2 separate regions of the Homo sapiens genome follow, and region 1 is linked to region 2. A link is an interaction called in ENCODE POLR2A ChIA-PET data of the cell type or tissue named here. Cell type or tissue: PC-3. All regions are shown on one strand. Each heading gives the region's core, and the rest is flanking DNA. Links, peaks and the distances in the headings are about the cores only.

Region 1 (8,326 bases), core at 79-8,078, 120 kb after region 2:
AGACTAGAAGGACTGCAGTATATATGTCAGTGAAGTGACTTCATGACATATAAGTGACTTTTTTATGATCTACATGTTGTTTTTATATATGATAGTATTAGAGAATTATACGGTCTGTTTTTCAATTATTTACCTAAATAAAATAATTTGAGGTGACTTTTGTTAAGGATAACTATGAATAAGATTGATAAAATAGAAATAAGGCCTTAAAAACCATCCGTGTAAACTGAGGTGGTTCAATAGAAATATCCTCCTCAACTTAAATGTATGAACAAATGGTAAGTGTTTAATTCTGAAATTTGTTACTTGTGTGGAGTTGTTGAGAGTCAGGGATATATTTGGTAAGTAATGAAATAAATAAATTTTTAAGAGATTGTTTTTCCTGGCTGAGTTTAAAAAGAACGCATTTCTCTTTAAGTAATATTAAATGTTGTAATTAATAGTGATGTTTATAATAGTTTTGTGGTTTGCGTGGAGGTTCTTCATGTGGCTGTTAAAAAATAATAATTCTCAGTGAAAGCCAGGAACAGAACATTACACAATAACTTACTGTTGTTTCTACAGAGAAGAAAGCTACTGAGGTCTAAAAATACAGCTTTATAAAATGATAGAATTTTGAGTATGTACTAATGGGCATTAATACTTTATCCTGTGGTATTTGAAGACCGTTTTCACACAAGCATCTTCAAATATCAGTGTTATTTAGTCTTTGACAGGTGTTGGATAGCAGTTAAAGATTGAAGTATGAGGGGGCAATCCTAGATTTATCCATTCAGCAGATACTTATTGCATGCCTTGTACATATCAGGCACTGGGAATAAAGTTGTGAAAGGAAGTGGATCAAATTGCTGCCCTTATGGAAATCAGTTTATGGAAGGAGAGACAAAAGATAAGAAGATAAATGAGTATGATGAATGGTATGTAAGATAAAGTACCAGGAAAGAAAATAAAAGCATGAATGTTGAGGGGGCGGAGGTGACATTTTAGATAAGGGAGCCAGAGAATGCCTCTCCGAGTAGGTGACTTTTGAGTGAAGACCTGAAGGAAACAAGGAAGCTAGTCACGTAGATGTCTGGAGTAAGTACCAGGCCTAAGGAAGAGCAAAATACACAGCCCCTGAGATTGGGAATGAGCCTAGCGTATTTGAGGAGCAGTGAATGTGGTATGGTCAGAGAGCAGTGAAAAGTGGGAGAGGAGAAGGAAAAGATCAGAAGGGGAACAGGATGGCAGGGGATAGTTTGTGAAGGACCTTATAGAACATTTTAAGGATTAAGCTTTCATTCTGGATGAGATGGGAAGGCATGAACGAGGTGGTTTTAAAAGGATCCCTCTACTTTCTTTGTTGATAGTAGACTCTTGGGGTGTGGGGTGAGGCAGATGCAGGGAGAGCGGTTAGGAGGCAATTGTAACGATTCTGTGGTAGCATTAGATCATGGTGATAGCAATGGTAGAGGTGGTGAAAAATGCTCAGATTCATATTTATTTCCAACACAGAATTGATAAGAGTGGGTTGCTGAATTGCATCTGATGTGAGAGACAGGGTTTAAGATGGGTTCTAAGGTTTTGGCTCCTGCAAAACATAGAGTTACCATTTTTTTTCAGATGAGAATTGACTGGAGGAGCAGACATTTTGGAGAGTGGTGGTGATAGCGGTAATAATACTGGGGATTGGGAATCTGTCTTTTAGATGTGTTAAATTTGAGATGCTTATTTAGACAGGCAGTTACTTAAAGTATCATGTTTGTTAGTTAAAGGGAGAGGTCTAGGCTGGAGAATCTGGGAGTAGTCAGTATATAAATGGCATTTAAAGCTATCAGACTGAATGAGTTGATGTAGAGAGTGAATATAGAACATACCTAAGTGTTAAACCCTGGAGCAGTTTTTAAAGATTAGATATATGAGAAAGAAGGGACAGGGAGGTATGAAATCCAGAAGTGATGTTCAGAAAGCTTAGTGGAAAAAGTGTTTCGAAGAGGAGGGATTACTGGTTGTGTCAAATGCTGCTTAGTGAAGTAAGATAAAGGCTGAGAATCTACAATTCAGTTTTAGCTAATGAGTCATTGGTAACCTTGATCAGCAGTTTCAGTGTAATAGTGGGAACAAAAGCCTGATAAAGTGAGTTTACTAGAGAACTGGAGGTAGTAGATTGGAGACAGAGATTATTGACAAGGCATTTGGGAAAAAGAGAAATGGAGCAGAGCTTTAGGAGGAAGATAAGATTTTGTAAAATGGAAGACAATATACCATATTTGTATGTTGATGAAAACAATTCAGAGATAGGATTAAGTTGATGATGCAACTAAGGAGGAATTACTAGAACCCTGTCTTTAGGTAGTAGTAGAATTGGCCTTAGATAGTACCATAAACTTAATCCCTAGTAATAGAAGAGAAGAAAGAGATACTGTATTTGAGAATAGCTGTAGGTAGCTAGGTAGTGAGAGAGAGGTAAGAGCTTGTGGAAATCTGATTGCTTCTGCTTTTTAGTGAAATAGCAGCTGATAGGATTTGAGAAGAGAAGTTATGAAATAGTCATCTAGGGGAGTAAAGATTGAATGAAATAAGGAAATTATGTACAGCAAGGACTGACTTGACATTGGTCATGATTTTTTAACTGACATCGTTAATCTTTGATGAATTCATCATTCATTTCCCTACAGTCACTCATCTCCAGCTATGTTCAGCTGATTGATTAGATACAGAAACAAAGTAGGTGGAGAGTTGGATTTAATGATGATTGGGGTTTGGCTGGAAAACTAAGATGCATTCAGAGATGGGCAAATGAATTACTCTAATGATAGACCTAGGATTTTACATTTGGTGAGCAAAAAAGTGAGAAAATGAGAGATGAATAGCAATGAAATGGTGTTGAGATCAGTGAATCTTAGGTCCAGGGGAACTTGAATGTGAAAAAGAAAAATAGGAGGTAGTGGCATGAGAGAGAGAAAGATGCTTGAAATCGAGATTTTTGAGGGATTGCTGTTTGGGGCCATGATAAGGGTCTAAGATAGGATTTCTTATGTCTGAAAGGATAATCCATAGGTTTATATTGCCTGAGTAAAGTTAAAGATCCTCTGGTCTAGAGTATGCCATGGTAAGTCAGTGGTTGAGATAAGGTTGAGGACAAAATCATTAAAGAAGAGGAAATCAAAGAAATGAGAAATGGAACAATTAAAACAGTCATCACTGTGGATACTGAAATCACCAGAAATGATTATTGGACAGAAACTAGGACAGAAATAATATTGAATGGCATGATGAATAACATTTTAGGGTACGCATGAGTGTGGTGGATGACTGGTTGATGGTAGTAGGTTAGTATAATGTGCTGTTCAGATTTCAAGGTACTGATTTTTAGAGATGAGAGGATAGAAGTCTGAAAATCATGGTAGAGGAAACAGCTACACCACCATACAAGAGAGCTAGTAAGTAGCTTCAAAGGAGATTTTAAGAGTGATTTTAACTTGGGGAATTTAAGAGCTGGAGTCATTGTTTACTTCACTGTGGCACCTTTGAAACTGTTACATTAACATAAGGTAATTGAAGAATTGTTATTCCTCTTGTATTCAACTGAATATTTATGGTTAGCTTACAGAAATTTGCAGTTGTGAAACAGAACAGAAACTTGTGTTGAATTCGGCTACTACTTAAATATGCATTTTTAATACTCTTTAACACCTCCTCCCTCCTCATATAATCTCTCAAGGCCTGTGATTACATATTGCATATTGAAGTCACTTCTTTTTTCTCTTTCATAGATATTAATGCCTTCCAATGCACTGTTGTTGATAGAATATAAAACTATGAGGTAAAAATATCTCAGGGTTTTGCCTTTCTTTGAATATAGAATCTAACCTTTCCACCATATTGGGTATTTATTTAGAGAGGGTACTCAAGTATTTTGCCACACTCTTTTTTAGTTTGTTTGTTTGAGACAGCGTCTTGCTCTGTTTCCCAGGTTGGAGTGCAGTGGTGCGATCTTGGCTCACTGCAACTTCTGCCTCCTGGGTTCTAGCAGTTCTCATATCTCAGCCTCCTGCGTAGCTGGGATTATAGGCGCATGCCACCATGCCAGCTAATTTTTGTACTTTTAATAGAGATGGTGTTTTACCATGTTGGCCAGATTCGTGTCGAACTCCTGACCTCAGCCAGTCCACGCGCCTCAGCCTCCCAAAGTGCTGGGATTACAGATGTAAGCCACTGCGCCCGGCATTGTCACCCTCTTAAGTCATTTTCAACTGGAATTCAGGAGTCACTATGTGGGACACTGTGAGCCGGTAGAATATTCTAAAACTCAGAAATACATATTAATCCTCAGAAATTAGAAATTTCTTTTCCAAGTTTTTCATTTTCCATTTCTTGGACTATTTGCTGTTACAATCTGTGTTTACTATAATCTTTCCAAATTAAATATTAGTTTTGTCTCTGTTCTACTTATTTGATTTATTCAGTCATTCCCTCCCACTTTTCAATTATTCAGCCTGTTAAAAGTACAACTGTTTCTTTTCTGGAAAAAATAAGCCAAAGCTAGAAATTGTTCAAGCAGGAGATTTTGTTTGTGGAGTGAAAGTGAACCTCACTAAAATAGCAGTGTGTTACATCCTGGACTGGCATGTATACAGAAAACAGCAAATTGATCTGTAAGGCACTGTTGTAGTAAAGGAGTGCAAGTTATAATCTCAGCTGAATGATAAAAGGTGATTTATATGAGAAGATTACAGGTCAGGAAATGATTTATTCCAAATGCAAATACTTGAGCGCATTGTTCAGTAGAGACAACATTTTTGTGTAGGCTATTTCGCAGACAATGTGAGATTTTAATTGGTGTTCTAAAGATATGCTATTGGTATGAGGAAGTGTTGTGAGGAGGGCATTTTACAGCAGATATTATTCTAGGGCAATTTTTTTGTCCATTACAAATCTTTGTGAGTTTTTTCAGTGCCCTGTAAATTACGAAGTTAATCACTCCAACTGTTGGGAACAGGAACTATTCCAAACTCAGGTGAACTTAGAGAATTTCACTCTCTCATTCTTTCAGTTTGTTTCATCCACCTTTGTGTAGCTTCTTAAAAGCACATAGGCTTGGTCAATCTTTTTTTTTTGTTTGTTTTTCTTAATAGATGCGCTCTGACTTTGTTGCCCAGGCTGATCTTGAACTCCTGGGCTCAAGTGATCCTTCCCGCCTTGGCCTCCCAAAGTGCTAGGGTTTACTGCGTGAGCCACTGTGCCTGGCCCAGGTTGGTCAATCTTTATCTCATTGCTTAGAGAGAACCTCCTCTGGAAATCTTCCTCTCTCGGTAGCTTATTCCTCTCTAGTATTGTGTCCTGAGAACTCCAGAGTCTTAGCCTCCCTGGACTTCTTTCTAGCCTTATCTCCTTGACTTACAAAGGCTCCTGAATCCCATGTGATTTCCCCCTTCTTTGCAGGATAGTTTGGAAACTTCAGTCAGTTAAACTGGTGTGATCAGAAAGCTTACATAATTTGTTTCCCATAACCTAGTCCATTGCCGTTTGTAACGTATGTTGCATCTTAATTGTTTCATCTGTTTTTCCAGGTTTTTTGTTGTTTCAGGCAGAAACATAAATGCCAACTCTGCTAATTCATCTCACTGAAAACAGAAGTCTGCTTATTAAATTTTAGCTTTTTGTTATTAAAATTTAAATAAAATGTACATGTTGGGTACCCAATAGATGTTAGCCCCAAAGCTGCAAAATACTGGCTTGTAGAAGTGTTTTGTTGGTTTATATGACAATTTAGATTTTGGGACATTAAACATAAAAACTGGATTTGGGATTTCTCTTGATACGTTTATACTGTAATATTTTGTTTGCATTTCAGCATTTAGCTGTAACTGAAATGATTCCTAGTTTAGTCACAGCATACCCTCTCTAAATTGTTAGCTTAATTTTCCCTTTTTTTTTTTTTTGGAACTCAATTTATATCGTATGGGCCAGGTACAGTGACTCAGACCCGTAATCCCAGCACTTTGGGAGACTGAGGTGGGAGGATTGCTTGAGGCCAAGAGTTCAAGATCAGCCTGGGTAACATAGTGGGACCCCATATGTACAAAAAATAATTAACTGCATGTGGTGGTACACGTGTGTAGTATCAGCTACTTGGGAGGCTGAGGTGGGAGGATCACTTGAGTGCCAGAGGTCGAAACTGCAGTGAGCCATGATCTCACCCTTGCACTCCAGCCTCAGCATCAAAGCGAGACCCTGTCTCAAAAAAAAAAAAAAAAAGAAAAGAAAAGAAAAGAGTACATTGTTTCTTGCCCAGTAGAGTTTGAAAATTGTCATTGAGGAGATATGAATATTATCATCATGGTTTGTGAATGACGTAATTGAATTATGAGTTATTCCTGATGTTACAGTTAAGCCATTGCTGCTATTTTTTAAATTCTCAGTATCTAAATAAATAAATAACTCCCTTAGGCCGGGCGCGGTGGCACAAGCCTGTAATCCCAGCACTTTGGGAGGCCAAGGCGAGCGGATCACCTGAGGTTAGGAGTTCGAGACCAGCCTGACCAACATGAAGAAACACCATCTCTACTAAAAATACAGAATTAGCCGGGCATGGTAGCGCTTTCCTGTAATCCCAGCTACTCGGGAGGCTGAGGCAGGAGAATCGCTTGAACTGGGGTCGGGAGGCAGAGGTTGTGGTGAGCCCAGATCGCGGCATTGCACTCCAGCCTGGGCAACAAGAGCAAAACTCTGTCTCAAAAAAAAAAAATGATAATAATAAAATAAATAAATCCCTTGTTTGAGATCCATGTATATAGGAAAACAGATTATTTTTATTTTGTGTTTATAACCTATGGTAGGTTGACAGTGAAGAGAAGAACTCAGGACAGTTAATGAAAGCATCACCTTTTCTTTACTGAGATCTCCTGTGTAAGGAAATCATTCAGTTAGTCTTAGAATTGTCATGAAAGATTAAGAAATGTTCATAGCATTGTGATCATCATCTTAGGTATTCAGTCGGTGAATTTCTGTTTTTAGGTGTAATCTAAAAGTTCTGTAAAATAAACATCAACAATGTTGTATGCTTCTTATGGCTGTTCTAGGTCTCTGTGTTTTTATTATGAACTTGTATCTGATCTTTTCAAGTTTTTGTCTCATGGTATTTTTTCCTCAATGCCAATTAACAGTGGTTAAACAAAATAGATAAGGTTTTCCTTCTAAGTCCAGAAGTAGACATTCCAGAGTTGATGTGATCATTTAAGGATGCCAGGGCTGTTGAAGACTGGGCTGTTGTTCTCTTGGTCTTTTCCTCATGGTCAGTTACAATATAGCTGATACTGTTGTTGTCTTCCTTAGTTCAGCTCCAGGCAGGAAGGAGGAGGAAGCAGAAAAGGGCAAGAAGGCTCATAGTGTCACACACACACAATGGGTGGGTTCATTTGCTTGGTGGATGACAAGTCCAGTGACCACAACCAAGTATGATTTCACAGGGGGATTTTATTACTTGCACCAAGTAAGGAGGACACTAGGGATAGTCCCAAAGGCAGTGCCTCCCCAAACAAAGGTGAACACCCGGGCTAGTTAGCTGAGTCATTGTATTAGAGGTGGAATAAAGGCAGTGCAGGCACATTTATCATGCTTTTACATACATCAGATGTATAGAAAATGGCACATAAACTACTTCCTGGGTGGGGATTTTAGTATGGTAGTGAGGAGAGTTTGCCAGAAGTTCATCTCCAGTTTAGTCATCTCTGGACCCAACCACTGGGCTGAGCTTCTTTCTGGAACTTCTTGAAACAACAAGAACTCAAGGCGCAACAGTTACAAAAGTGAGTTTTCTTTTTCTTTTTCTTTTCAGACGGAGTCTTGCTCTGTCGCCAGGCTGGAGTGCAGTGACGCCATCTTGGCTCACCGCAACCCCTGTCCCCTGGGTTCAAGCGATTGTCCTGCCTCAGCCTCCCGATTAGTTGGGACTACAGGCATGCACCACCATGCCCAGCTAATTTTTGTACTTTTAGTAGAGATGGGGTTTCACCTTGTTGGCCAGGGTGGTCTCTATCTCTGGACCTCGTGATCCGCCCGCCTCGGCCTCCCAAAGTGCTGGGATTACAGGCGTGCGCCACTGCGCCCGGCCGCAAGTGAGTACTTTTTCACAGTGCATACCCCAAAACCTGGGGACCCTGAGTTACAATATCACCTTAGTTTGCCCCTAGTCAAGGAGCTTTCTAAAACTCACCCCAAGTCATCTCAAATATTACATCTTATTTACCAGAATTACGTCATATTATCGTCTCTGTCTTCCAGAACCTTAAAAATTTTAGGATAGTCCATTATTGCACCTAGCAAAATCAGTGTTCTTTTGGTA
Region 2 (8,326 bases), core at 105-8,104:
TCTACTATATCAACACTTGTGGTCCTCAGAACTGGCATATTTATATTTGTACTCACCAAATTTTTATTTTCTTTGATTGCTATTTTCTAGTCTCAATTCTGTTATTTTTCTTTATAATTTAACATATCAATTTGGAAAAAAAATTCTCAAATCATTTGAAAGAACATAACAGAGCATAAACAGTTAAAATGTAGTAGTCAGTGTAATTAAGCACAAAATGCAGCTCTAAGGTGCCAGGCAAACCAAGAAAAGACTGGTCCCCAACCCTGCAACACGTCAAAATCACCTGGAGAGCTTCTTCTTTGTTGTTGATAAATTTAACGTAGGTAATTAATTTAAACAATAGAATAAGGAAGAAAACGCTAAGCAAAAACCTCCCATTTTGAAACAGTGGCATTTCCCAAAGATAAGCATGGAAACAGTTTATTTGGTATCCAAACAGTAAGATAAGTTATACATATAACATTTATTAAAGACAAAGGGAAATAGTCAAAAACTCATTATTTTCTAATTATATTTATTCCTAATTATTTTACATTTTACTATGCTCTTCAAGTTATATACTTCTATTCTATCTGTATGGTGGAAATACTAGAAATACTAAGTGTGCTGTGTGCATTTCTTTCCAGCTCCACATTCAGTGAGGTCACGCTGCGAGCTTGAACTAGGCTATTGTAGGCAGTACTTTACATCACAGAAATTAGCAAATTGTATGAATCAGTCCTCTTTCCCTCAGTTGTCAAGCATTACCGGCACACCACTGCCTACATGGGTTTTAGCCAAGGGAAACTATAGTATGTTTTTATTGGGAGGACAATGGAACACTATACATAGGGAGAATTCACAGAATTTAGTGAAATCAAAAAGGCAGCCCATTATAACAACCAAGTTTCCTGGCTTGACCCTGGGATCAAAAAACAAGCAAAGGCCGGGCGCGGTGGCTCACGCCTGTAATCCCAGCACTTTGGGAGGCCGAGGCGGGCGGATCACGAGGTCAGGAGATCGAGACCATCCCGGCTAAAACGGTGAAACCCCGTCTCTACTAAAAATACAAAAAATTAGCCGGGCGTAGTGGCGGGCGCCTGTAGTCCCAGCTACTTGGGAGGCTGAGGCAGGAGAATGGCGTGAACCCGGGAGGCGGAGCTTGCAGTGAGCCGAGATCCCGCCACTGCACTCCAGCCTGGGCGACAGAGCGAGACTCCGTCTCAAAAAAAAAAAAAAAAAAACAAAACAACAAAAAAAAAAACAAGCAAACAGAAAACAAAACAAAACAAAACAAAACAAAACAAAAACCCCACCAATTTTAAAAATGATTTCATGTAAAATTAAGAGAGAGGGCAAATTTTTCTGTCATTTATAATAGTTCACTCAAATTCTGTTTGAGTATTAGTTCTCTAATATTAATATAGACTGTAATGAATTTAAAAAATAGAATCATAGGCCAGGCATGGTGGCTCACGCCTGTAATCCCAGCACTTTGGGAGGCCAAGGTGGGCGGATCATTTGAGGTCAGGAGTTCGAGACCAGCCTGACCAACATGGTGAAACCCTGTCTCTACTAAAGATACAAAAAAAAAAATTAGTCGGGCATGGTGGCCCGCGCCTGTAATCCCAGCTACTTGGGAGGCTGAGGCAGGAGAATCGCTTAAACCTGGGAAGCGGAGGTTGCAGTGAGCTCTGTTGCAGTGGGTGACAGAGCGACTCTGTCTCAAATAAATAAATAAATAATAAAATAAAATCAGAATCTTAATCTCAATGAGGAATCCCAGAAATAGTTTATAAGAATGGTTTTCTGGTTTTTTTTCAAGGTAGCATTTTTCCCCCAGAGGAAATGTTTCTTAGGAACTTCATAAATAAAGAGATAAATGCAGTTAACAGGTTCCTAAGACAACTTATTTTCACTGATTGTAGAATCCTCTGATGAATTTTAAACCCTTGACAATTATTTGAAAAGTGCCCCTTACAAATGGTTCAGTAGCTCCCAAACCTGTCTATGTAAAATAATCAACTGGGAAGGAGGATTTTTGGCAGTAGGGCTCAAGGATCTGAATTTCTAAATTCTGCATCTTCAACAAACCAATGTGTGACAATATTATGCTTAGTTTGGTGTTGGATTAAAACTGATTATGATTAAGCAATATGTTGTCAGTACAGTACGTTGGTTAACTGGATTTTTTAAAGTAATGTGAAAGTCATTATAGGTTATCTGGACTTTTGCCACGCTCTATCCTTCACTTAGATGCAAAAATAAATGTAAGACATCATGATAAAAGAAGAGAGAGTTACAAAGAGTAGACTAAATGGTTACAAGTAGTGCAAAGTCTACTGATAACCAAGGTACCTGTGTATATTCTCCCTGTGATAAACTTCCTACATGAGTTTTTCTGCCATGGCAGCCATCAGGTAGCAAAGGTCATGCATGATCACTGCCAAAATAATATGTAATTTTTGTCTTACACAAATTTTAAGAAAAATACATTTGTTGCTAAAAATCTCTGTCAGTAGAGAATTCCCATTTAGTAAAACAATGGTTAAGTGACTAAACCTTAAAGAAAAATATGAAAATTCCATACAAGGAGAAAGAGTCAAACCCATGGGGAAAAAAACAACAACAGCCCCAAATCCTGAATTCTATAACCAAAGGTCCCCATGTTTAAAACCATGAAGGAGAGAAAAAGACAGTGGAAATTCCTTTGAAAGACTTTATGTTTTTCATAATACTCATCAAAAGCTATGAAACTTGGAATTTTCATGTTAGAGCTAAACTTAGCTAAATTGGAGCTACATTTCTAATTTTACTCCAGAGCCTATAATTTCTATTCTAAAAGGAAAGGTAAAGATGAAACTAGAGGGGAAAAAAAATCAAGCTACAGCAACTCAGACTCAAACTTCCTCATCTCCTCACTCTCTCCCCACTAGCCACGCCCCACTACAACCACAAGGGCCTACCATGTGGTAGACCCCAACAAAAAAATGTTTAGAAGAATGCTGAACTTGGAACAGAGTACACTGTAGAATCAAGGGCTACAAACCCTTGAAGCACTCCAGTAACTCAGCATCCTGTGGGTAGAGTACCACAGAATGGCTCATAGGGCTGAAAGAAGACAATGGTCCCTACAATCTACAGCACTCCACAGTTTTCCAGCTGCAATTTTTCCATCCTGATTGTCATTACACACAGAAAATTCATAGGCGAGGTAGGTGCTATTGTTCTAGTTCTACAGATGATAAAAGTAAGGCTTAGAGAGATTAATGATCTTATGAATTAAGCACATAGCAAGTGTTAAAGCCAAAACATAGAACTTCTAATTTGAAGACCTGTGCTCTTTCCTCTATACCAAAAAACTGTCCCCCAAAGAAAACCTGTATTTCATACAATGTATAGCTCATAGCAGATCCCCAATATTAACAGTTCGATGATGTCAATATTCCGAAGTTCTCTAAACAATTGTAATTCCACAGGCATACTACTGTCATATAAAAAAAATATCTGAGACCCATTTTCTGATTGTATACTAAGTCTACATAAAGGAATATGCATGTCTTTAATCAACAATCATCACACCCTTTAATTCCTATCAAATGATTACTCATGATCTGACCAATTCCTGATTCCTGAGTAACTCTTGACTCAGAGGAGTTGTTTACTTTATTTAGCCCCTTAAGCACAGGATGTGTAAAATTTGAACTTACCATTAGGCCCACTGACTTAAAGATAACGTGAAAGTTCAATTGCAATCTAAGGTTTTTTTTTTTTTTTGAGACGGAGTCTTGCTCTGTCACCCAGGCTGGAGGGCAGTGGTGCGATCTCCACTCACTGCAAGCTCTGCCTCCCGGGTTCACGCCATTCTCCTGCCTCAGCCTCCTGAGTAGCTGGGACTACAGGCGCCTGCCACCACGCCCAGCTAATTTTTTGTATTTTTAGTAGAGACGTGGTTTTACCGTGTTAGCCAGGATGGTCTCGATCTCCTGACCTTGTGATCCAACCGCCTCGGCCTCCCAAAGTGCTGGGATTACAAATAGGCGTGAGCCACCGCCCCCGGCCAATCTAAGTTTTAAAAAGCTTCTGGTGAAGAAAAAACATGTACAAACAATTGTGAAAACATTGCAAAAAATTTCCTCTCCTGAAATACATCCGTCTCTACAAATTAAAGGAGGATGAGTAAGGAAAGCCATAAACACAAATTCTACCCTATTCTGTGCAATTCATTCAGTATCACATGACCACAAAGTGAACTTCTCTAAACTGAACTCAGATATAAAATTCTGGCCAAGCCCTCCCATAGAACATTCATACCTAATGTACAGTCTAAGCTACAGTCACCTACAGGCACTTCACCAATGAGCATGAAAACGCTTCACCAGGTTAATTTAATATTTTGCTTTCAAACAATCTTTTAAGTCTCCATTAAACAATAACAGGTATCACTGACGGCATACTACATGTCAAGGCACTGTGTTTTTCTATCACTAGGGATACATCAGTGAACTTGCTATCGCTTTTTAATGAAAATTAAATTTGTGATGATTTGGAAACCAAAACATTCTATTTTCATATTTCTTAAACCACTTCCTTCATTCCATTTATTCAAATCACTCTAATACCTCCAGCATCTCCAACACAGTAATTTTTTCCCATGCCACTCCCTGTAGCTAGAACAATCTCGCTCTTCATGTTGTGAGCTCTCCCTCCTCTCAGAGCCACACTGCCTGTTTACTGTCTTTCATTAACGGGGCTTTAAAAAAAGGTTTGGTCTTCTTATTTTGTAAAGTAAGTGAACAATAACAGAAGTTACATTACAGAAGTAACAACCAGAACATAAAAATTAAGTCATTGTAAAAGCATTTGTGAGTATTCTCCATGTTCTCTTGAGATGGTCAACTGACAAAGACAATGTCTAAGTACTTTCTTACTACAAGAAAATCAGAGAGGTGGGAACTTTATTTCTATCTGGGACAACCTGACAGAAAAAGAAACAAACATGTGCCACAAGAACTACACTACCACCTAATTTAATTCTGACATCAGTAATTACAGCACAAAACCAGCAGACTGGCTGCTTGGCACTAGCAAGCCCCCTGTGTCTAATGAAACGTCACTCAAAGGCAGTCTGGGATGATCCTACTTGAGAAATGGTATAATCTCCACCAATCCTAACTTTACTACTTTTTTCCTCCCTAAAGAAACATATACAAGTGATTAAATGAAGGGCAGTCCATCTATCAACTGAAAAGAAGGGGTGTTAAAATTCCTCATCATGAGGGCACTGTTCTGCTAGGGAGAAAAAAGAGAAATGACAATAAGATGCAATGCTATTTGATTGGATTCTGTATTAAAAACAATAACCAGGTAGCTACATAAGGCACTACTTGGGCAACTTGGGTATTTTGGATATGAACTACTTTAGGTATTAATAGTTCATCAATGTTATATTTCTTTCTTTTTTTTTTGAGACGGAGTCTTGCTCTGTGGTCCAGGCTGGAGTGCAGGGGCAAAATCTCGGCTCACTGCAGGCTCCGCCTCCTGAATTCATGCCATTCTCCTGCTTCAGCCTCCCGAGTAGCTGGAACTACAGGTATGTGCCACCACACCCAGCTAATTTTTTTTTTTTTGTATTTTTAGTAAAGACAGGGTTTCACCGTGTTAGCCAGGATGGTCTTGATCTCCTGACCTCGTGATCCACCTGCCTCGGCCTCCCAAAGTGCTGGGATTACAGGCGTGAGCCACTGTGCCCGGCCCCAGTGCTGTATTTCTTAAGTGATATTTGTCTTGTGACTATATAAGATAATGCCTTATTTAGGAGATATAATAATTAAGACAGAAATGCCATAATGTTGGCCACTTACTCTTTTAAAATAAAATTTTAATTTTAGAACAGTTTTGCAGAAAAAGTGTGAAGATAGTACAGATAGTTCCCATAAACTCCACAACTGATTTCTCTTATTCTTAAAATTTTACATTGGTATGACACATTTGCCACAATTAAGAAACTAATAATAATATATCGTTATTAATTGAAGTCCATACTTTATTCAAATTTTCCTGGTTTTTCCTAAGGTCTCATTTCTTTTCCAGGATCCCATCTGGGATCCCATCCATTTACCATATCATGTTTACTCATCATGTTTTCCCAAGCTCCTCACTAAGTTTCTCAAGCCTGAGTTTTGATAGCCTTGATAGTTTTGAGGAGTGCTACTTAAGTATTTTTTAGAATGTCCCTCAATTAGGGACATTTGTCTGAAATTTTTCTCAAGATTAGACTCAGGTCATGGGTTTTTGGGAGTAATATCACAAAGATGATGTGGCTGAGGTAGTATATGTTAGGTAAAGTTACTGGCGCCCCTCCCCAGATTTACATACCACGTTTTTTGGCAGAAAGTCACTATGTACAGCCTTAAGGAGTGGGGAGTGATGCTCCATTTCCTTGAGGGCAGAGTATCTACATAAATTATATGGATTCTTCTCCAGGAGAGATTTACCTATTCTCCTGTATTCATTTATTTATATGAGTATGGACTCATGATATTTATTTTATGCTTTGGATGGTATAATCCAATACTACTTTATTTTGCTGCTTAAATTGTTCCAGATCTCCTTGGGTCACTGGGATCTTTCTCAATGTCCTGTGTCCCTACGACATACCTACATTGTTTTTGTTTGAGCACTTTCTTTACTTTCTGGCACTACAAGATGCTGCAGGCTCATCATGTATATTTCCTGCCCATTCCTAGAATCAACATGTCTCTAAGGAGCCTTTATTCCTTTTATTGGAAAATGGTATTTGAAACCAAGATCTGGACACTAGCTATTCTTGTACTACTGGAGTGTTGTTGATTCTAGTGTTAGTTTTATATGTTAATTGTCTGTTTTATATGTTGTTATTTTTATAGATTATTGTTACCTTTTGATTTTATGAATTTTGCTGAAGTGTATATATTGTATATCTGTGAACCCTTGTATTAAATAACTTTGCATTAAGACTTTCCTACATTGAAAGCAAGCAAATACCTGTATCTCTATATATTTTTAGTTCATTTATAGCTTATTTATTTTCTTTTGATGGAGAGGATAGTAGATACTACCTGAGGTCCTTAGCCTTGACATCCTTATCCTTCCTTAACCTGGAGCTCTAGGTTTGTGGCTTATTGGGCCCAAGGAGGAATGCCAACTCTTCCTCTGTTGGGGATTCCATCCTTACCAAATCTCTGCCATCCTTAACAATACTACCCTGTGAATGCTACCTTACCAGAAGTGCCAACTCCTAGACTCTGGATATGGGATTTTTAGTACTTGGGGCTTTTCAATTTAACTTATCCCCACCCCTACCTAAACTCAGAAATTTAGAGACTTCTAAGAAAATTAACCTTAAGAACTGAGCTGTAAATAAGAATTCCCAGGTCTGCTGTGTGTTCATCCACACTGCTGACACTAGATATAATCCCATAGTAAGCCATCTAGTTATATTTGATATATTCAAGCTAATTATTGTAATTCACTTTGTAATTCCCTTTAGAACTTGGATACAATCAAAGTATTAACTTCCATATTCCCAAACAATCTAGTACCATCAGATTTACATCCAACATGAGATTCTTCACTTCTATCACTGGATGGGGCTTTGATACCTCCTTCCCATGGTATAATATTTCTCCCATCTGTAACCCAGTCCTGGTGGTTCTCCCTTGGTGAGAATACATGCATCCATCCTCTTGTTTTATTTTCAAACTCGTGGCCAATAACACATTTGGGCTCACGCCATCTCATCGGATTTACTGAACAGCTTCCCAACACATTCCTCTGTGTCCACTGTCAGATAAATCTTTCTAATACACCTGCAGCACTGCCTCACTTAAAGACTTCACTAGCAGGCCTCCTCACCCCTTGCTGGCCAGCCTCTGTGGGAGTGCATCAGAACATAATTTGAAAAGCACTGCCCTATATAAACCATCTGTTCCAGCATGGTTTCCTCAATATGCCTCTTGTATTTCAACTTCAATCCTGGGTTATGATTCTTAGCTGGAATGCCTCCTTCCCTCCTCATCTTTCCTCTTCCCCACGTGGATCATTCTAGCTTCCTCCCCTTTCTTATCTGTACCCTAACATTCCAACAATGAGAAACATTTACTTAACTGTTTAATTCCAGTAAACATATATGGTGGTTTCAGAATTGCTAACCATACACATTCATGGTATACAACTTTATCAACTACAGTAGTATCATGTACGAGTCTTTTTGAGTTCAGTCTTACTGATTCCAATCATTTCCAAAGTTACTTAGATCAGCAGCTTTTCTCTCTATTCCCTTCGACAACGTCACCCAAACTGG

The links. ChIA-PET counts read pairs that join two places held together with the same protein. Peaks named below come from ENCODE experiments on the same cell type or tissue, not always from the same donor. Only the 100,000 strongest peaks of a DNase experiment are listed, where the experiment ranks them.
Region 1: POLR2A ChIA-PET joins it to region 2 with 12 read pairs; 2 of 35 experiments call an interaction of 5 or more read pairs at or near these places.

The regions. Positions count from the first base shown.
Region 1 is chr10:63,431,501-63,439,826 of GRCh38, reverse strand. All of the region lies in intron 1 of JMJD1C (jumonji domain containing 1C), which reads left to right. Among named protein-coding and RNA genes, the nearest start is that of JMJD1C-AS2, 5.1 kb to the right of the region's middle. In PC-3, for the core only: no CTCF peak of the experiment used is centred there; DNase peaks (open chromatin) are centred at 4,766 and 7,426; H3K4me3 peaks cover 937 bases; H3K27ac peaks cover 3,735 bases.
Region 2 is chr10:63,549,535-63,557,860 of GRCh38, reverse strand. The region is part of intron 1 of REEP3 (receptor accessory protein 3); the gene reads right to left. Among named protein-coding and RNA genes, the nearest start is that of REEP3, 32 kb to the right of the region's middle. In PC-3, for the core only: no CTCF peak of the experiment used is centred there; DNase peaks (open chromatin) are centred at 3,010, 3,640, 4,240 and 4,640; H3K4me3 peaks cover 2,951 bases; H3K27ac peaks cover 5,011 bases.